Regions from separate parts of the Homo sapiens genome. Here region 1 is linked to region 2. Evidence: read pairs that join two places in POLR2A ChIA-PET (ENCODE). Cell type or tissue: Panc1. All regions are shown on one strand. Each heading gives the region's core, and the rest is flanking DNA. Links, peaks and the distances in the headings are about the cores only.

Region 1 (11,544 bases), core at 2,627-6,626, 64 kb after region 2:
ATATCTTTAGTGAATTTTCTAAGTCTTTGAAGGGATAAGAGTGTCTTATTTTCATGAACAAGTGAAAACGAACAATACCTCAGTTTTGAGTATATGTTCTTCCATTATTGTTACGCTTTTACTTTTTCATAGAGGAACACAAAGAAATCTGACTTATATCTCATAATAGACTACGCTGTCTTCTTAAAAGTACATAGAATACTGTTCGTCATTTGTATATTTTGTCTAAAATGAGGCTCTCAGTTGGATTCAGTTTCTTATTGTTATATAGTACATGAGAATCAAAGATGCTATTTCTAGTCCTATTTCTTTTTCATTTCTGAAGTAATCAACTATACTATTTTTGTTCAGAAATGTTATTATTACACATTGGATCCCATTTTCCATTCTTCAGATGTTTCAACTTCTCACATACTCTTTATTATTTTTAATCCTGGAATTTTCTTAAGTGTACTTTAACTTTGATTGTTTTAACCTTAAGTTCCTGTTAATTATATTTTGTAGTTCATATTTTCCAACCTACTTTTATCTTTGGTAAGATATTTTAACCATATTATAATTCTATCTTACACTTCCTGGATATGGTCAATTTTTGGTTTTATCCTAAGAAATTCACTGCTTTCTACCGTTTTGCAGTACAGAATTTTTTCTTTGACTTTTTTTTTATTTTCCTTGACTATTACTTGATAATCTTTGATATATGCTACTTGAAGAATATTTACTGAGTACTTTTCCTAGGATAGGTCTTTTACAACACAATCTACCATTATATTAGGAATCTCAATTTATTTTCAAACAGATTACATTAAATAATTTATACTTAAACAGTAGAGCATTATAATAAAACTTAAAAATTGCAATAAATATTTATAACATGTATGACATTATGCTTTGCATAATATGTAAAGGTTCTATAATTAAAAGCAATAATAGTAATGAAAAATGAACAACCCCAGGGAAAAAAGACAGAGGGCTTAAACTGATATTACCCCCAAAAAGCCAAGAAGCCAATAGCAACCTATAAATTTTTCAGCCTTACTTGTGACGAAAAAAATACAACGTCAAATGGCAAAAGATTATCCTTTTTCTAACAAATTGAGATGGATTAAAATCACTATATTTTGGAGAAAATATTGAAAACTGGGCATTTATAAATACCATTTATTGGGGTATTCTAACTTCCTGGACAGCATATTTGAGTAATAGCATTTTATTTTCTAGGGCTCTTTTGGATGTTTTGAATTTTCTATAACAAAGAACAGAAAGTTGTGAAAAAGAAAAGGTAGTGTGCATTTAAGCCTAATAAATGACAAACAGACTTAGGGGAGAGAAAACTGTATCTGGGAAATGGTAGGAAAATATTAGAATAAATAGAATTTAAGCAGAGTCTTTAAAATTTGGTAAGATTTGTCTGTAAAGACAAAGGAGGGCAAAAGGAATAAGCGATCAGGGAGAAAGTAGTAGTGAAGATTCCAATGATCACAGTGTGTGGGATGTTTCTACGAAAATTTGTTGTTTGGGAATTCTACTTGGCTATTTCTAGTAGCAAACTAGAATACAAGGAGCTACTGCTGGAAGGTAGTTAACCTTTTTTCCCTTTTGTTGAGAAATATGAATATTGGATCTGCTATTAAAAAATAATGGGGAATGGCATATAACTATTCATACCAAAAAATAAAAGTGGCATCATACCCTAAGACTAACTTCTTCAGGGCTATATTTTCTCAAGGATAAAAGTTACTTTATAGTGGTTGCTACTTCCTATTTCAATCAGATCTGTGGTAAAATATCTCTGAAGCAGATAGAGATAGATTCAGTGTAAAAAATATACAATTGGAATATAAATAAAAATAGACACACCCCAGTATAGCCCACGTGTTCTCCGTTCTCAGCAGATTAGCTTAAAAACACAGCTATAATTGTGATCAGAACTAGAAACAAGCCTGATTAGTTTTAAATGACACCAACTAACCACTTCAGTCAACCCTTGTGAGGCGCATGATTTTACCTAGTTGGTTGGATGGGCGTGAGGCCAGGCATTTGGTAGCTGCTTAGTATGGTTTTAACTGCCTTGTTTCTGAACTACCACCATGGTGATTCCAAGGCGAGTCCAACAGAAGTTGAGCCTGTGGGAGTGGTTCACAGCATATGCCACAGTGCTTTTCCAGATGTCCAGGGGAATCCGGAGAGGTCTCTGTCTACATTCACTTCTCCTCTGGAGACAAAACCAGTGTGCAAAAGGAGGGAGGAAAGCAAGCAGAAAGCCTACTTAATTACTCTCTGTATGCCTCCAAACTCCCTGTCTTTGGATCCTCATCTGTAGAGTGAGGAGTACAGAGTTGGCTACTTTGCAAGAATAGAGTGCTGTTTTGCAAGTTACAGCTTTTCAAGTCCCAAAAAAAGAAAAACAAACAAACAAACAAACAAACAAACAAAAAATGCCTAGAAGTAAGAGGAAGCAAGCCTGTATGGAGTGGAGGCAGACTCAGGTTTTCTCCTCCTGAAATCAGAGGAATGTAGGGGATGTGGCCTCACCACCAATAGTAGCTAGAGGATGTGCTATACTTCATTGTGTTAGTCATTAGGTTTAAAGTTCTGAGAATACATTATTTTTGTTGAGTTTCAGTTTCTCTCCCATGATTGTGTGTCTGATAACTACTCCTTTTCAAGGTTTTCAGAAAAAAGAAGAAAAAAAAAACACCATTTGCTTTGTCCCTGTGGCTATAAGTCCTTTTTACTTGTAATTTTTATTTATTTTTATTTATTTTTTAAATTTTATTTTTATAGAGATGGGGTTTTACTCTGTCACCCAGGCTGAAGTGCAGTGGTGCAATGACAGCCCACTGCAGCCTCAAACTCCTGGGTTCAAGGGATCGTCCCTCCTCTGCCTCCCAAGTAGCTGAGACTACAGGTGTGCACCACCATGCCTGGCTAATTTTTAAATTTTTTTTTTGTAGAAATGCGGTCTCACCATCTTGCCCAGGGTGGTTTCAAACTCCTGGGCTCAAGTGATTCTCCTGCTTCAGCCTCTCAGAGAGCTCGGATTACAAGGGGGAGCTCCACTATGCTTTTAGTGGAAGGATTTCTCTTCCTCCCCCATTGGCCTACCACTTTTCTTTTCTCTCATTTCCATTTTGTTCTCTCACTTAAATTCCAGCCACACCATTCTGATTTGTGTGGTATGTATGTCAGTGTGGCTTGACATGCCCTTTAATAATTCTCTCAGGCTGTATTTTCTCTGACAGTATTTCTAATATACTATTAATCAGCTCTATTGTTTCTGATGAGCATACTGAGTATAATAGTCCAGAAAAAAATCTATGAACTCTAATTCTGATTGTAATGTTGTGATTTGGATTCTAGGAGTAAGTTGGTTCCGAGTAAGTAGAGGACCACATAGACTGTATAATTTTCAATCTATTTTAGGTCACAAGACCCTGCTAGGTTCTTCCTATGGTAAACAAGCCATCTTACAAAATACGGTATGGAGGAGTTAGATGATGTTTCAGAGCTCATGTTCGTCTGCAATATGCACTTCCAGCAGTTTCTTAGAAGACATGCCATCTTCAGGAGCTCAGCAGGGCTCTCCTTATGTAAGTCAAGGCTGAGATGTTTCAAATTATATGTCAGGCAAATGCTATGCTCTTCACACAAGAGATGAACTGTTGCTTCTCTATGTGTTTTACATTAAAAAAAAAAAAGAAAAAAAAAGAAAATGCCTAAGGTAGCACTTAGGAATAATCGGTTGCAATCTATTACCACTGGCAACATTATAATTTTAGCTATTGAATAGCTCAGGAAAACCACCACAGAATCTAATTGATATCTTTGGGAAAGGTTTGATTACTTGGCTGTTGAGGAGTGTAGTAGTCTGCCTGTTACAGAGTTGCATGTTGAAAGGGCATCTGTCAGCGTGGGTGAGGAGTTCCAGAAACGTGTTCTCTGCTGTCATCCCCACAGGACCTGAGGACCTAAAGGCCTGACTCATGCCACTGATGGCTGCAACATTTATGGGACAGGCTGCATGTCTTTTATTGGGAGACAATTACTGGGGTAGTGCTGAGGCATGACTGAGCCTCTGGGCACAGTAGCTGTCATCCCTACTGCCGAGGTTTGTGAATTAATGATCAGATGGATTCAGCGGGTTGCACAACATTAACTTTACATTGTCAGCACCCCTGTGAGTGTCCAACAGTCTCCCCTTTACATCCTTTCTTTCATTCTCAGTCTGAATTTAGAAGAATAAACACTTTTTAGATAACCTGCTTCCTTAGTTTTAAGCTACTGAAAGAGCCTGAGTAGGGATATTAAGAGGGAGTTCTTGCTTGCGCTCTGGTAGGCTTTGGTGATGACATATTCAGAATGGATTATTCCTTGCCCCCAGCTTCCTCATGATTGACACAGTAAGAGACCCTGTTACTTCCCTGACCATAGTGTCTCGTTACTTAGTGTTGGCGGAATGTCTTCCATGTCACTTCAGTGAACATTTATATATAACCATTTCTTTACCGCATGGTTCTAACACAACTAACAACACTGTCAGCTTTTCCTCGGCATGTGCGTATGTATGTATGTCTGTGTGTGTGTTTGAAATAATTAGCAAATAAGATATCATGCTTATCTACAGTAACACAACAAGAAGTAGAATATGTTTTTTATAATTTTATTTATTTTAGGTTTTAAATTTTTATTTTTAATTTTTATGGGTACATAGTAGGTGTATGTATTTATGGAGTACATGAGATATTTCCATACAGGCATGCAATGTGTAATAAGCACATCATGAAGAATGCGGTATCCATCTCCTCAAGCATTTATCTTTGGTGTTAGAAACAATCCAGTTATACTTTCAGTTATTTTAAAATGTACAATTGAGTTATTGACTATAATCACCCAGTTTTGCTATCAAACAGTAGGTCTTATTCATCTTCCTATGTTTTTTGTGCCCATTAACCTTCCCCCAACCCCTCCACCAACCACCCACCACCCTTCCCAGCCTCTGGTAATCATCCTTTCACTCTCTGTCTTATTTATTTATTTGTTTTAAAGATGGAGTCTTGCTCCATCACCCATGCTGGAGTGCAGTGATGCAATCATAGCTCACTGTAACCTCCAACTCCTAGGCTCAAGTAATCCTCCTGCTCCAGCTTTCCAAAGCACTGGGACCACAGATGTGAGCCATTGCACCTGGCCTAGGAATATGGTTTAATATTCTGGGCTGAAATTAATTTAAGGAGACTGCACATGTGGAGACTGAGTATGTGATAGAAGGAGCAGAGTGAAGGGGTAGCAGGCGGCTTGGCAACCAGGGCTTCCTTGGAAGCCAGCATGCTCTGTTTTATCTTTAATATTCTTGTGACAATTTAAACCATATTATAAGGTATTTTCAAACTTTCTCCTCTTCCCAGTGAAGATTATTTTTGGAGGAAAAGATAGTTTCTCCCCAGTTTTTACCTAATATGTCAATTAAACTGGAGATATTTATATTAGCTCCAAAGAGAGGACATTAGTAACAGTTAGAACCTATATTATTCTGAAGTATTCCATCTAATTTAGAATCTTGGCAATCAGCTAAGCCATTTTTTATTCTCTTTTCCTACTTACAGGTATAATATTGATTCTTAACACCTACTAATTGTGAGACCTTCCAAAATGCTTGTATCCCTTCCTCTGTGTTGCCTTTAGAATGAAAACAACTTACCCAGCTAAAAGAGATAAATAATTAATCGCTTATTCCCAGTACAAGAAAATGACACATATGGCTGAGTAGCAGGGTGCATTAGGTAAAGAGCTGTCAAAGGGTACCCTTTATTCCAAAATGTTAAAGAATGCTATTTTCCCCTACACTTAGAATCAGAGTACCAGTAAGTATTGATAGGAGTAAAACCCATCACAGTGCTAAATAAAAGGAAGTCTAGAGAGGCATAGAATAGAGCCAATTTTTTATTTAAAAAAAAAAAACTAAAATCGATGGAACTACTGTTCTCATAAACAGAAACATAATTAATTGCATTCCTATTTAGATTCTGTTCCCTGATTTAAGTTAATGTTAGTAACCTTTGAGGCCACCCAAATTGGTCTGGAATCCACTTGGCTACTACAAAGCCTGAGCATGAATCTAGCACAGTCCCATGATACAGATCTTCGGGAACTCCTGAGTTAATCCCAAGGGGCTGAGTTAAAATTCATAAGTATACCAGTTTCTATAGACTGGATAAATATTATTTTACACGTACATGTACTAATTTTTAAATGTAGACAGGTACTTTTACAATTGATAAAATACAGACTCATATCATTTTATTCTTAAACATGTATAGCTTTGTTTTCTTTTGTCATTGTGCATTGTGTCAATCAACAGTTTCTAAACATATAGCAAGTGTGGGTTTCCAAAATATTTTTGCCATTTGAAGAGATCCTCATATTCCAGAAGATTAGGACCCACCACAATGTAGAAGATCTGGACCTTGCCAGCAGGAAGGTAGTGCAAGCTACCCTGACACACGGAGTGAGATTTTCCCTGGAGGAAGCATCCTCCTTCAGTGATGGCCGATGGATTTTACAGGAAATGCTGGAGGCCATGGTGGCCCCCACTGCAAAAAAATCCACCACTTTTGCCTCCTATAGAAGCAGCTCTGAGCTACTTCTACTTCTGTGCAAAAGAGACTAAGTAAATACAGATTATGTGGCAGGAATTTTAGAGCTCTGGAAAGGCCCTATTGTCATTTGAAATTCTTCTCACTCACTGAAATTCACTTTAGCTCATGGATTTGATCCCTTTTAAGACAGATGCCCTAGGGAGAGGTTAGCACTTTGCTTTTGTATCATTGTTTATTTCTTTGTGTCAATAGTTGGTTTTAGAACGTTGGGCATTTGAAGTGTATGAATACTATCTGCTAAAAGGGTTAAAAAGAGATTCTAAAACCTGTGAAGGTTCATTTGCTCCACATTTTGTCCACACATTCTGTTCTTCCATAAGTTGAGCCATCGTAGTGAATAGCATTGCCTTTCAACATTTTGAAAGAAAGATTCATTTATACATAAAAATAGAGTCTATGACAGACATACAGTGTTCATCATTGTATGTTATACATTCAACAATATGCTTTAAAGAACAGAATTTTTTTGAAATCTAGAAGAATTTCACTTTATAGAGTCAGAGCATTTTTGTGTAAGAGAGATGTGCTGGAGGAATCCTCTACTGTTATATCTTTTGTTCCACCAATAACTTTATCTCAGAAATTGATTTCCTCTGTGATGGAGAAAAATAGCTTACATTTTTAGTGGAAGAGGTGTATATTTTGTTGGCATTCTATCTCTATTTCTTTTTTCATTCCCAGTAAGTTTTAAAGAGGGTAAACTGCAGCAGTGTCCATGAGAATCATCACTGGGATTCTACGTAGGCTCCACCATGGTGAGAACAGTGTGTCAATCAAGATGTTCTTAGCATTTGGAGCAAGGCAGTTATTAATTGTTTAGGATTAAATTGCACACTTCAGAATGTTTGGCACCCTGGTCACCATATTCCAGGAGTAACTTGTGGTCATTGTGACACCAAATAACACCCCCACCCATTTTCTTACACTACAGAGAAGAGTACCACCCTGGTTGAAATATCACAGTGCAGTCTCTTCCCAAAGACAGAAATGTACTTCCGGACATGCTGGTCAGAGGCCATCTACAGAGCTGAGCTAGCTTTCTTGTGGTGATTACAAAATGGCCACCATATAATTCCTGTCCCAAAAGCCTTGGGACTTTATTCAAGGACTACTTTTAATTACTCTATTTGTGTGCCTGCTGGATACTGGGGTGTTATGTTTGTTCTGTGATGAGAATTCACCAATGCCAAGGCAGAAGCATGAGAATGCTGCTTAATTTTACACAGATGGGGTTAATCTTTGTAGCGCTTTGTGTACAGAACTGGCTTTTCCCTGCTGTTGGGGGCATAAGAGATGAAGCCCTAAGAAATGAATCACTTTTCTTTTCCTTTATTCAAACTTCCCAATCTTTTCAGCTATACTTGGGCTTTCAAAGTGCTACTGATAAGCTGGCAATTTTGTTTTAGAGGCTTGATAGGGAGTGGGAGATTAAATACTGCAAACTGTGAGCAGTAACACTGTCCCTTAGGCAAATAAATGAGAACACTTCCAAAGAGATGTAAAATTGGTTTTCCAGACTTAAGTTCCACAACCCGTTTAATAGAGCTTGTGAAAATATACTCTAATTGCTCTGTGGCACATTTTACATCGCAAAGATTCTACTTCAAACCCTTTATGACTCCCTTGTTCTACAGGTATATGTTTATGTTATGACAGATACCTCTAATTAGCTAAACAAGAAAAACCAACCAAATAATTCCCCACATGGAAATTAAGGCTTTTGGACCAAGATCTTAATGCCAGCCCTCTGTTTTGTTCCTAAGTCTCCCTACAGGCCCATGTATGTTCATAAATACACATAAGCAGTGATTGTCTGAAACCTGGTTCATGGAGACGTCAGAGTTCCAGAGTCTGTGAATTCACAGTGGGAATGGGAGATTGGAGCTTCTATTGCACAGGCCCAGCACAGTCTGTCAGCAGATTGTAAAGGGGGCATCCGGGCCTTTGAGCCTTCTCTGAGACACCCACAGAAGGTTGTAGCTTGGAGCAGCACAATGAATCAGTAACAGAGAACTCAGGTGTTAGGAGGCATTATTGCCAGCTGCCTAGAGTTTTCTGTTACTGAGATCTATGGGAGCAGTGAGAAGCAGTGGACACTTCTATTCTTGTTCAGCCACAGAGGATTAGAGCAAAATAACCTCCCTTTGTCAGTGAACATTGCTTGGTTATTCCTATCTGTGAGTCCTTTCAGAGCTCACATCTCTAACTCTCCTTGTTCATCTCTTTCTAGGGGATAATAATTCCATGTCAAATGCTTGAGTCCTACAAGTCAACTCCTCAATTCCTAGACCAGTCTATGACCAGCAGTAGTAGGAATGACTCCAGCAAGGATTCTGAAGGAAGAGATTTTTTGTCTGAATTCAGGCACTGTGGATTCTGCCATTTAGGCCACCTATGAATGCTTCACATAGGGCTGGATAAGCTGGGTTCAGAAAGGCCAAATGTGCACCTTATATAGGAAAAGAAAACAGAAATGGATAATTAGGGTTTCTATTTGTGTTGCTAATATCTTCAGGGACTGAAAAATCTCCAAGGCCCCCTCCAGGACTAAAGTTGTGCTATTCTAAATTACATCCAGTCACTGTTCCTGTAAGCAGTCATTTCATATTTTCCCATTTTTTCCTCACTTCTAGGCACTAATTCCCTGATCTCACATAATGTCAAATAACAGGTTTGTGGATATGGAAGTGCAACCACATTAACTGAATTTGGTCCTGGAATTGCCAATCTGCTCACATTGCATTGTTTTAGTTCAGTAGGCAGAGCTTCACATCAGCTAACTTTGAAATGACTTTGATTTTCAGGGCTCAAAAATAAACAAAAAGAGGCAACAGGGCAGCTGTCTGAGGTGCAACAGTTCACAGTAGAGGGAGAGGAAGTTAGAAAAGTTCCCTGAGAAGGAAGTGTCGGCAAGTGTTATGACTGAGGTATTGAGGGAGAAAGTCTCCACCAATGTATCCAGGTTTATTTCTTTCTCCAATTCAACTTCAGATTTGAGTACAGTCTTTCCTCTCTCTCCCTGTCTCTCTGTCTCTGGGATATCTATGTATCTATGGAGATACAGATTTGATTTATATACATATCAATCTATAAAATATACATATTGTCCTGAGTGTTTTGATAATAATCTCTGTAGATAATTTATATAGTTTATGAATATATATATAAACTTTTGTTAGTAGAAAATTCCCACATCAATAGGTATATTTATCTACACATATAGGCCTTTTTTTTTTCCTTCTTAAGAATGCCAAGGGTTATGTTTTCTTCCTTTTCTTTTTGAGCATGAAAGGGTCACCCTGGATACCTGCCCTTTCTCTTCAAACACCATAGAAGTTGAACACTGAATCAGCTGTCTCTGCAGTGCTAATGTTGACTTCACTTCCTTTTGACCTACTGGCATTTCCTAAATGTGTCATCATTTTCTAATTTCCTGTGTTCTTGTTCGCAGGTTTAATTTTTAATGTGGGGCTCTCTATGATCTATCTGACTCCTGCATTTCTTTTGAATCCCAGACCCCACTTCTTTTCTCCTGCCTCTGAGCCTTAAGTTCTAACCTACAGTTTTTCCGTTCTCTTTTTGCATTTTCTTTCTCTTTTGTTTCTCCTGTCTAGAGTAACCACTCCTCTGAATTTAACAGGCCCCCTTCCATTAAGCTGCAAGATACAGCCCAAGGATCTCCTCTGGCAGATAAGTCTGTCTTACCTCCCAGAGAGGCAATGTCATCCTTTTTTGTGCTAATGTGGTCTGTTGTATATTTGCTGATTATAACACTTCTCTGGCTACATCATAATATGTTTTCAAGCTTGCCTCCCTTTCCAGACTTACCATCCTGAGGACAATATACTTTATTCAGTAGTGTCCCCATATGTATCCCCCACTTGGGTTATGTGTGGCACAGAGTAGCTGTGTTTTGAAGCAAAGTGACTAGAGAAGAGACCAGCACCTCACACTGATTCCTATGTCAGCATTGAAGGATACATTATTTTACCTTTATGGGAGACCTCATTAATGGCTGTTACTCTCAGTCGATATGACAAGAATACCTAAAGTTTACATCAGGCATTTTGAGCTATTCTGTGGGTTTATAAGGAAGATTTTATATACATGCTACAAAATCAATATAGCTTCTTGTTTTCCTATTGCCATAACTCACCTTACATCGGATTTCAGATTTAGTAAGTATGGCCTTGATCTTTAGTTTCAGTGGTAGGATCTAAGAAGAAAATCCTGATTTGATGTGAACCTAATATTTTCCTAAATATCTTATTTTCAGAATTTCCTCCTATTAAACTAAGTGCTTAAAAACTATAGTAATATCTTAATTTCCAATAATCAGTGAGACAAGTTCAAACTAACCCACCCAAACAAACTGTAAATTCCATTGTGGCAGAAAGGTAGGCTGTTCTTGGGGACACAGGTCTGGAACTCCATGTTTTCTGATTCCTTGATCATGGTTCCAGTAATATATGTTGACTCTATGATCTAGAATGTACCGTCAGGTGTAGAAGGAAAATATGAGAAGTGCTGCAGTGTGGTAGATACCCTGTTTAAGTAATGCTGTCCCCCTTCAGCTTGACAGAAAGAGAAAAGGAAAAAAATGCTGAGAAAACAAAAAAAAAAATCGTGAATAACAGGGGCATTAGTTGAATTATTTTATGTGCCACACAATGTAATAAGTGTCATACAGGTATTAATGAAATTGATTTTTTACAGAAAGCTAAGAAATAGGTGGTACTGTGTATGATTCCCATTTCATTCATAGAAAGGCTGAGGCTTAGAAATATTAAGTAACTAATAGTCCAGTGCAAGACAGCCAGCAATGGCACCAAGCCACTGAATGCAAGGCCCTTTCTCTTGACCACCATGTTAAGCCGCTTCTCAG
Region 2 (11,544 bases), core at 3,605-7,604:
CTTAATTATTGTGGTGGGAGGGTGAAGATTATTTGTTTTTAGTCCTTTTGGGCTGCTATAACAAAGTATTATAGATTGAATGGCTTGTAAATGACAGAAACTTATGTCTCACAGTTCTGGAGGCTAGAAGTCTAAGATCAGGGTGTCAGCATGGTTGGGTTCTGGTGAAAGTCCTCTTCCAGGTTGCATGCTGCCAACTTCTCATTGTGTCCTCATGTGGCAGAAAGCAGACAGAAGAAGCAAGCTCTCTCATGACCCTTTTAAGGGCACTAGTACCATTGATGAGGGCTCCATTCTCGTGACCTCATCTAATGCTATACTCCTAACACCGTCACACAGGGGCATAGGATTTAATATATGAAATTGGCAGAACACAAGCATGCAAGCCATGACAGATTTATTACTTCATACCTCTCTATTCTCGATTTTCCACTGCAAATTTTTTGTTTGTTTGTTTGTGTTTTGAGATGGAATTTTGCTCTTGTTGCCCAGCCTGGAGTGCAGTGGTGTAATCTTGGCTCACTGCAACCTGCGCCTCCTGGGTTCAAGAGATTCTCCTGCCTCAACCTCCCGAGTAGCTGGGACTACAGGTGCCCACCACTACGCCCGGCTAATTTTTCTGTATTTTTAGTAGAGGTGGGATTTCATCATGTTGGCCAGGCTGGCCTCGAACTCCTGGCCTCAGCTGATCCACCTGCCTCGGCCTCTCAAATTGCTGGGATTACAGGTGTGAGCTACCACGCCAAGCCTGCAAAATTTTTAAATGTGTTACACAAAACTTCAAAATATTTATAAAGATTAAAATGAATATTTTCTGCTGACTCAAATGTCATGTTGAGGGTAGCAGAGCAGAAAAGCAAAGGACTGAAGTTTTTTATAATGTCACTGAGCAACCTAGGGGACTATTTTATTTTATTTTTTTCACCTTTATATTCCCAGCTCTAAGAACAGTACCTGACACTCAGTTGGAACTTCTTACATACATGTATTTTAAGTAAAAATTTTATTGTAATATTACAAAATACTCTAAATGTTAAAAAAAAGAAGGATAGCATTTAAAACTCTTAACCACATTATCAATCTGGAAACATCAGGGATGCCTAAAGTTAAGAAGGAGCCATAGATAATTTATCTGCATGTAGGACAAACAAAATCCTGAAATAGTTTATTATTTCTCCCATTTCATAAGGAGCTGTAAAATGATGACAAAGGCTTTTCTGGAATGTCAAAATCATTCTTTTAACTGAAAAAAATGCATCATATATCTGGTAGCAAAAAATCACTGCTTTGAAATTGACTTAATATTATGAATAAAGATTTTAAGATATCTTTTATTTAAGTCACTACCACCCATTTCCAAGTTACTACAGAGAACTATTTTAATTGCAAAAGTCTATTTTCTCTTTCATTTGAGAGTACCAGTGTATTCATTTTTAAAAATGGTCTGTGGTAGGCAGCACAAAGGCCTCAAGGCAGACCAGTGCCTGTAGTAGGACTGAGAGCCAGGAAGCTTTGGCTGTTCCAGGTAGCAGTGTCAGATGCCAAGAGCACCTGAAAGAGCTGATGTCAAGTCTCACGCTTTGTGAGGCATGCCCATTGCAGCCTGGTTGTCAATTGCCTTATATCCGGGGCCATGCATGTAGTAGTTCCAAATGATCAAGGTAGAGACATTTCAATTTTGCTCATACTATCTCCACATGGAGTGCTAGTTTTTTGTATTTTGTTATTTTTAATTTCATATTGGCATTATGGAGCATGAAGTGCCAGAGAATGTATAAGCTTAACACCTGCCATTTAAAATTAATTATGAAACACCTCATTTAACATTATAAACACATTACTCTATTTCATGTGCTTGAAATTTTATTTTGAAATGTGGGTGGTCTTATGCCACTTAGCTTAATTGGTTGGACTCTGGTGCTGATGAGCCTGGAGTCGCTAGTTGATTTTTCTATAAGGTCACATTAGCTTCCCACAGATAAAACAAACAAACAAAAAAACAAACAGCTCTTTTCCTACACTGACATTTCACAGTTAAGGGGGCATGTTATATTTTATGAAAAATATTTTCTCAAATATTTTTCCTTGCGTTCACAACAACCCCAGTAGGAAAGATTGAAGAGTATTTTTATTTTTATCCTCATTTTTCAGATTATGAATTTTGGAAGAAATTCATACCTAATAGGATTAACTTAGTTGACAGAGCCAGAAATTTGCTAGGCCAGGTTCTCTGACTTTAAATCTCTTCTCTGTTATATCACACAACAACTCAAAAACTGTAGTCTGATGTTGATGTGCCTTTGTCCCAGAAGTGGTTACTTTGCTTTTATTAACTAGTCAATTTGGATAGCAGTTTTGATAAGTCAGCATTTATCTTATATTGTGTCCTATATGAGTACAAATCTTTATATCCCCCATGATTTTGTTTATATCACATCACTTTAAATAGGTTTAACCCAGTTGCCTTCACCTTCAATGCGACATAATCAGGATTAAGAATCCAACTTCTGATAATACTAATGAATAATGATTTCAGAAGCATACTGGATAAAATCAGAAACTAGTTTCAATATTTCAATGATGTAGCATTTAGTAGAGTATTTTAAATGTTAAAATAAATGTGTAAAGTTGTACATCTCTCATCTTGACAATATCCTTTGGCTGTCTTGAGATTAAGGGTGTTTGGAGTCTCTGTGATCCCATTGGAAGGATGCATGAGGCCTGCTGGAGGCTGTCCTGTTTTCTTCTGTACCTCAGTACAACAGTCTCATGGGACTAAAATGTTTTGGTTATTGGCATATAATCTTGGTTTCACTACAGCATTTATTTGGTGAGAAAGAACAATACTGTGTCTTCTGCTACCATTGACTGCCTAGAACTTTTTCATTTTTACCAAAATGAGTAAACATACATTGTGAATCATTCTTTTTAAGGAATTGTTAAAAGAGTCATATATGACTAAAAATTGTTTTCAAAGTTTTATTCAACTCTTGCCTTCTACATTTTCTTTTGAGGTGGTGAATATAGAGAGTTTACAGAGTTTGAATACTTAAAAATAAACAGTTTATAGTCACCCTTTTTTGGTATTCTTCATTTAATGAAGAACAGTAGTTTTGATGAATAGCTCCTCTTGTTTTTAGCAATCAATCTTTATATTCTCTAATATATTGAGCTGAACATTTTTATATGGAGAAGAATTGAGCATATTATCCCATTGCCGATTTTAAAGCCTATATAACATTTTATTTTTCTAAGGTCACATACAATAAATTAAAATACTGTAACAAATATCTTCAGATATTTGTGATTATGTAATTAATCAAGTTCATTTTTGTCAAGCTGGAATTCTTTGCTGGAATATTTTCATTTCTTAAATTTCATGTTCTTGTCATATATGTAGAAAATCAGTTTAATTTAATAAATAAATGCTTGTCTAATGTGTGTACTGAATTATCTTTCTTCTTAGTATATAATTGTTTTCTTACAGAATTATAATTATTTTCTAATCAATTCTGTCCCCCTCATCTCTGAAGCCTTTATCCTATATTCTTCATCCCAATATTAATCTGGTTTATATTAGGTTGGTGCAAAAGTAATTGCAGTTGTTGCCTTTAAAAGTAATGGCATTACATAAATATTTGTTGAAGTAAGCCAATTTATGGCTGAGTAACTGAGTATTGCATATGAATCAGTCCCAGCACTTAAGACTTGTAAGGAATTGAAAGTTGAGGCCAACTCATTGGCTGATATTTGGTGTGCTATATTAAGTAGTGGTTACCAACAGTCTCTGCAGCAGGAATGCTTGGGTTTAAATACTGCTAGAGCCATTTCTTATTGGCCTTGACTTATTTGCTTAATCTCTGTTGCTTAGCTTGTTAATTTATAAAGATATTTTGTAAGGCTTAAACAAATTAATATATATGTAAAGTTCTTAAAATGCTCCCAATAAGTGCTAACATATTAATGTTATCTGTTACTACTATTTTTAAATAGGCTAGTTTTACCAAACCTATCAAGAAAGGCCAAGGCTACTACGTATCATGAGAAGGGACTGAATGCATTGTCTGGGCTCCTAGAGGCCCACTTAACCCTTTCATCCCTTCCGTATATTAAGGTACCTTAATATTTCAAAGCCTTAGGATTTTTGTGTGTTTGGCTTTTTTTTTTATGAGAAAAAGTTTATTTCTCTCTTATACAAAAGAAGTCCAGAGGCAGGCAGTCCAGGTATACTCAAGAGCTTTCTTAAAAAATGAGTTAATCAGAAAAAAAAGCAAAAGCCATTCATAAAATTAACTCACTTTTTAAAGAAAGCTCTTGAGAATATATACAATATTGGTTGGATTCCCAATTCATTCTTTAGAAGCCATTATTTATTTGCTGTCAACGTTTCAATTTATCAACCAATTGGGATTATGAGATAACTTTGTTTTGATAGGAGAGAGGATGTATAAGATAGAGTGTGGGGTGGCAGATACTGAGGAGTTGAAGAAATAATTGAATTCAGCAGCTAAAGCAAGAAGTAAGAGAGACCAGAAATAAGCACAAGTTGAGAGAAGAATGAGTAGACTTTATTAGTGCTTAGAAAGCCCTTTCTCATTTAACTATTGTAAAAGTCAGGGAGTTTTGGCTGTTCCTTAAAAAGTTAAACATATAATTACCATGTGATCCAGCAATTTTACTCCTAGGTATAAATACAAAAGTTAAAAGCAGAGCGTTAGATATGTGTGCACCTATGTTCATCGCAGTGTTTTTCACAAGAGACAGAAGGTCGAAACAACCCAAGTTCCCATCAACAGGTGAATGGGTAAACAAAATGCACTATATACACACAGAGAAATATGATTCAGCTATAAAAAGGCAGGAAATTATGACAACATCCTACAATGTGGATGAATCTTGAAAATATTATTTAATGAAAGAAGACAGGCATAAAGAGACAACAATTGCATGATTTCACTTACATGAAGTACCTAGAGTGGGCAAATTCGTAGAGAAAGAAAGTAGAATAGAAGTTATAAAGTGCTGAGGGGAGGGCAGAATCAAGAATTAATGTATAGATACACAGTTTCAGTTTGGGAAGATGAATAAGTTCTAGAAGTAGATAGAAGTGATGGTTACACAACATTGTGAATATGTCTAATGCCATTGAATTGCACACTTACAAATGTTAATATGGTAAATTTTATGTTAATTATATTTTAGCACAATATATTTCTAAAAATCCTATGAGGTTTGCTTGTTCTCTGATTTATAGAGTATCTGAGACTTGCCCAGGGGAACCTAGGTCATCTCTATTTCTACTATACTATAAGCTGCTATTTTAAACCTCAGATTTACTTCAGGGAGTTATTTTCTCTACAGGGTTTATTTTTATTTTTATTTGGTCTAAGTCTAACCCTGCTTAGTGAAAACACACTGAGTACTCAGGTTTCTATTTAATAGCACAAATGGCGATCCCAGAAGGCAAAAACAAAATTAAAATTGAAGTATTATTTTTAAATAAACAGCTTGCTGAAGGATGCCATTGCAAACAATCCACAAAACTTTATTTGAGTGACTATGATTTACTACTTCTCAGATATGTTTTTTGTCTTCAGTGAACTTAAAGTCTGTTTGAAAATACAGATATGTAACAAATGATTATCTTTTAAATAAATGTTAAAAGTTATATAAGTAAAATCTTACATGAGTGCAAAACAAGGAGTATCAAGCACATTAGGGGGGATTAATAGGAGATTAGGAGAGAAGGCACACAGACTCAGACTTGAGAAATGTATGGCATTTTAATAGGGAAAGCAACATAGGAAAGGCATTCCAGTTAAATAAATATCTCAGGCAAAGGCCAGAGTCAGAAAAACATGTGGCCTGTTTGTAAATTGTATGTATATGGTCCTATTTCCCATTTTTCTCTGTCTATCCAGGTCAGACCTAAAACATTAAATCACAATGACTATTCCCTCCATATTTAAATATTTACTTCTTGTCCTTATCTAAATATTTCGCCCTGTTTCTAATTTGCAGCAATGTTGCCTATGTGCCTTTTATTTTAAATTCCCTGTAATTATTTTTGGAAGCAGAAAGGATATTGATTATACATTTAAATACAATTCCAGTTTGTCTTAAATCAGTCACTTAAATCAGTCCAGTGTCTTAGATTAGTCATTCAGCCTAAGCAGGCCTTATATATAGTGAAACCAGTATCTGTTAGATTGCTTATGCATTTCTGTTAGAATGAGACCTACAGATCTGTAGTGATATAGATACTCAGGATGGGAAAATTTAGCATTTAGTTACTTTAATAACAAAGAATATCTTTCACTTGGTTTTAGGGGATGTAACTGATGATTGCACTTTGAATTAACCTTTTGGAAAACTTGCTTTTAACTCAATTTAGACAATATTCACTAGAGTAAGAATAGGGATAAGTTTGCCTGGAGTAAGGAGCTGGTATTGGGTTAAGCTGAAGTCAATTTTTGATGTGGATGTTGATATATAATTGACCTGGGTAATACCTAAAGTCAAACAAAATTTAATTTGTGATAAATAATGGCTGTGGGTGGTAGTGCAAGTCAGGAGGACAAGGTGGGGTCCAAAGGGTGGAAAAGGATCATTCACTAAATTTGTTAGAAAGTCTAGGACCATGGACAGCTCCCTGGCAGCTGAGATGCTCTGATAAAGTGAGCGAAATGGGAAAAAATATATATATATCCTGAAATATACCCCTTTATTTGATTTTTATGGCCTCTCACTAGAATTTTCTGATTCTAAAACTGATTTTTTAATTTTTTTTTTAATGTTTGCCATGCCTCCTACAAGATCAGGAAACCTATTCATTTTCCCAAGAACGTCATTCTTTTCTAAGACTGCGTTACTTTCTAGCCCGACTCTCAACATGAGAACACATTTCCACAGAAAGCTATGGCAAAGGAGCAGGTAGAATTTCATTCTCTATGTTAAACCTATAAACTTCTGGTTGCCCACCACCTCCACCCCATTTTTATGCTGAAGCAAGATCTAAGCCTGGAATTGTAGCCAAGATTTCCTCTATGAAATTGCAATTTCAGTTTTAATGAAGAGGTTATTTTATTTTATTTTATCTTACCTTTTCCTATCTGCAGCATTTTTTTCTTTTTACAAAATGATCATCCCAAATAACTTATTTTTAATTAGTGGATTTCTTCTTTGTCATTTAGTTGTTCCCTAGCCAATCCTCACTATGCTGGAGTGCCTAAAATTGTGCACCTAAAAAACAATTAGTGTATTTCTTCTCTCTGACCCATTTTTAATCTATTCGCTTCAGCTTTACTGTCCAGAGCGGTTTTCTCTAAGTTATCCCATTATCATTTATCTTTCCTTACCAAATAAAGAGAACACAGTAAGATTTTAAATCACAAATATCCTTTTCTTTCAATAAGAACACAAGTAATTTACCTCTTGCAGTGAAAGGTAACAAAATGAAACATCTTATTTTTTCTCCAGCCTCCTTTCTCTACCCCAAAGTCAGCAGCTGCTTTAAGTCTGTATATTTTAGTTATAATGTAGAGAAGTGATCTACCAAAAGAACTTTTGTGCATCAACCTTTGGGCAGTTGAGAAATTATTGGTTGGTTATGCTCATTGTGACTACAATTGCAAGCCACTTTTGCTTATTCCTATATATTTTTTTTAAATTATCTTTAAACTCCTCTGTATTTATGAAAGGAAAATTTGGCTTCTTCTGTAGGATTAAAGGCTTGCCATGGTTTTTTTTTTTCTCTTATCACATTGAAGATAAACCTGTTTGACGCTAATCTGATAAAAGAGTTTTCAGAGCTGATGACTTCTTGTTTTTCCATGAAACACTTTTTTCAGATTCATACTGCTATTTCAAATGAAAAAATTATTCACACCTTCATGTTTCTGAGGTTTTTCTAACTGAATGTTTATTACATTATACAACTCTTGGTTTTATTTATATAAGGCCAATAGCTTAATTGTTGCTGTCCTGTATGGGCCTGGAAGTTGACATTGACTATGTTATGATAAGTTATGAAATTTAAAAAACTTTAAAAAGGATCTTATATGCCGTGATATATTGTTAAATTTAACTTGTTCAGTAATCAAAAAATCATGTTTTAGTGAGCAAAATAATCATCATTTAGCAAGTTTCAGACACATGGATTTTGGAAGTTTTATAGTTAGAGAGAACAACTAATATATATACTTCAGTACCTACCCTATCCCATTGCTGTAAAGGTTGACTTATATACAATGGTTATTTGCATCATTGAATTGCCATTTATGTAAAATGCTGAAATTACACTTTGGGGTTCCACTCATAGAGGTTCAGTAGTATGTGTAAAGTCATGCGGTTAGTAAATAAAGTTGCTAAAAAGAAAACCTAGGTCAGTCTATTATCAAAATCTTATGATTTTTCTGCTTCACTGTGTTGCCTTTTGCCCATGGAATAAGATGCGACCTGAAATTACAATTTCTGTATTCCAACATGACTGAATGAAGCATATTTCTGAAATTATGTTCCCAGATTTATTTCCCGTAATTTAAGAAATTTCATGTTCAGTCAAATGCATTTTACAATATTTGAAACTATTTTAAGAAGTCAGCATTTGTTTGATGACTATTAAAATCACAGTTACAATGTTTGAAGAAAAGTATACTATAAGTTTTTATTAAGTCATATAATTGTTTAATTACAGTTACATTGACAATGAAATGGAACACTGTTGATAGTGAATGGCCTGCTTGGCAGTCTCTTATATTTGATAAATAAATATTATTAACTGTAAGATAGTTCTAGGAACTGTTCGTTAGTTCCTGTGCTGACAGTTACTACATTTGCTTTAACATTATGGATCATTAGAAAATATAGAAATTTTCCTTCTACCATCTTAAATTTTAGTACTTATTTTCTCACTCTTTTTTCAGTTAAATTTTTGATGAGGAAAGCCTTTTCTTCACTCACTAGAATTTATAAAATCAGGTGAAGCAAATATTTGAAAATTTGTATTTAATTTGAAAATATGTATAGTCTGTTCAAGACCTTACTTTTCTCTATATTTATATAATCAGTAACACATAAAATTTCTCTTCTTACATCTCTCTTAATTTTAATTCTTTCATGAATTAAGTGAATAAAAGTACTCTATCATTTACTTTTACTTAAAAGCAACTTTGCATGGATCACTTTGTATTAAAAGCAAATTTGTGTGGGTCAAATACTTGTTACCTAGCCTGGTTTCCATAAATTCTATTGAACTATGATGAATCTTTTCTTGCTAAAAAGTAGATTTGAAAAAAAATAATAAAGGACTATGTAATAAATAGCAAGATAGAGGAGAGGAAATTTCTGGCCTCTCTTTTCTGCTAGATTGTTAGCATCTTCAAGCCTGGGTGTACATTGTTGGGCTAATCAATAGTGACTAGGGTGATACACTAGTCAAGGGCTCTCCAATTGCTTTAAATTGTTAAGAATTATACATGTATCATTAACTTACATAAGTCTTAGTGCTTTCACATAAATAACAATCAAGGTAATTAATACGTCTAAAACAGTAAAGGTAGTTTAAATGATAAAGTTAACTTATCTTTTTACAGATGATCATCAAACTCTATGAGAAGCTATTGATAAATAGTAGTATGCTCTCCAAGGCCAATCTGTAATTTATTCTTAATGTGTCATTCATATATATATATGGAGATATATGTGTGTGTGTGTATGTATATCTGTGTGTGTGTGTGTGTGTGTGTGTGTGTGTGTGTGTGTGTAGGGAGACAGGCTCTTACTCTGTTGCCCATGCAGTGGCATGATATTAGCTCACTGCACCTCTGTCTCCTGGGCGCAAGCAATCCTCCCACCTCAGCCTCCTGAGCAGCTGGGACTACGGGCATGCACTACTATGCCTGGCTAATTTTTTGTATTTATATTTTTTGGTAGACACAGGGTTTCTCCTTGTTGCCCAGGCTGGTCTTAAACTCCTGGGTTCAAGTGATCCACTCACTTTGGCCTCCCAAATTGTTGGGATTACAGGAGTGAACCACTGTGCCCAGCCAACGTGTTATATTTTGAAAGAACATTTTTCTTTATAGTTTAAGAAGCAGAGCTTAGGAGTACTGAGAATTATGCCAATTTTAAGTGCATATTAGTTAAATAAAATTAATTGTTTCATGCCCACCTTCTATAGATTTCTAGTAAACTTAACTACTTATGGAAAAATTCACTGTATTTAAGTATGTATGTAAGTAACTGAATAAGCTTTTATTCTGTTAAAACTCTATACAACTCTCATTGAAATATCCATAAATGTTTCAGCATGCCTGATATAATTATACATCATTTATGAAGGAGAAACAGCAACACATCTGATTTTTCCAATTCTCTCTCCCCCTCTCTTGCTCTTTTATTAATATTTCTGAAATAAAAAACATGCAACATTCCCTGTTAAGAACTCTGTAAATTGTGGCTGGATTCTTTTTACTTACGGCACAATGTTTCTCTTTATGTGCATAGACAGGGCCCTGAAATGCAACGTGAAGTGGTGAATAGAGCCCATGAGGCTTGCCTTCATAGATTTGCTTGATGAGATGTTTATCTGGGTGAGAAATTGGTTGTTGAAAATAAGGATTTCCTTATAGTTCATTGCCTATTTCAAAATATATTTTCCCGTATAGCTTATTGTATGTTATTCAAAAGTTTCATCTCTTTCCACAAAAACATATTTTAAAATTGTGCTCCAGAAGGAACACAAATTGAAAAGCAGCAGTCAAAGTTGATACCTGGACTCTACACCAACTGTTGAAAGCTGTTGAAAGTGGTAATGCTCACAAAATGCCTTACCCTTGCAAGATTGCCTAATCCAAGACTGACCAATGTGATTAAACCGAGTTACACATCACTGGTGGCCTTGTGCCAGATGCAGGCTTCGGAAGAATAAATTGAGTTGTGTTACTGTCACCGCACAACTTTATTGAAAACAAGGCAGTATCAGCACCTTTAGGTCCTACTCTCAGGCAAACACTGAAGATGACATTGCTGAAGCTTGAGTTGCCTTTCTTTTTTTGACTTAACTAACACTTGATATTCCCCAGGATCAGCCTCAACAACATTCACCTATGTTGTCATTCTCACTGGGCCTTGACCAAAATCTCAGTTGTTCTCAATTAGCCTGTTTTGAAATAATAAAAAAAAAATCACACCTCTGTTCTGGAAAATGATGAAAAAGTCATCCTTGTACTTCTAATCATAAACTTCCTCTTTAGAATGGAATCTCATAACATTAAATAAATTTTCTAACTGCTCAGAAACGATGCATATGTGAGTTAAATCTGTGCTAAAAGAATAATCAAGCTTGTTCAATTAGAAAATAGTCATAGAAATGAGTCCATAAATAAATAAAATTTTATGAAATATTTAGCAATGAAAGTTTATGGAATAAACTTTACTTAGAAGTTTACTGAGCCTCCACTTTTTATTATAAAAATACTTCCTGAAATCACCCTAAAATATGTTTGCTAGCAGAATGAGAAATTGATTTACTTACTTTTTAAA

What was found. ChIA-PET counts read pairs that join two places held together with the same protein. Peaks named below come from ENCODE experiments on the same cell type or tissue, not always from the same donor. Only the 100,000 strongest peaks of a DNase experiment are listed, where the experiment ranks them.
Region 1: POLR2A ChIA-PET joins it to region 2 with 5 read pairs; 4 of 35 experiments call an interaction of 5 or more read pairs at or near these places.

The regions. Positions count from the first base shown.
Region 1 is chr13:93,748,754-93,760,297 of GRCh38, forward strand. All of the region lies in intron 2 of GPC6 (glypican 6), which reads left to right. Among named protein-coding and RNA genes, the nearest start is that of GPC6-AS2, 100 kb to the right of the region's middle. In Panc1, for the core only: no CTCF peak of the experiment used is centred there; no DNase peak of the experiment used is centred there.
Region 2 is chr13:93,683,739-93,695,282 of GRCh38, forward strand. All of the region lies in intron 2 of GPC6 (glypican 6), which reads left to right. Among named protein-coding and RNA genes, the nearest start is that of GPC6-AS2, 170 kb to the right of the region's middle. In Panc1, for the core only: no CTCF peak of the experiment used is centred there; no DNase peak of the experiment used is centred there; H3K27ac peaks cover 1,762 bases.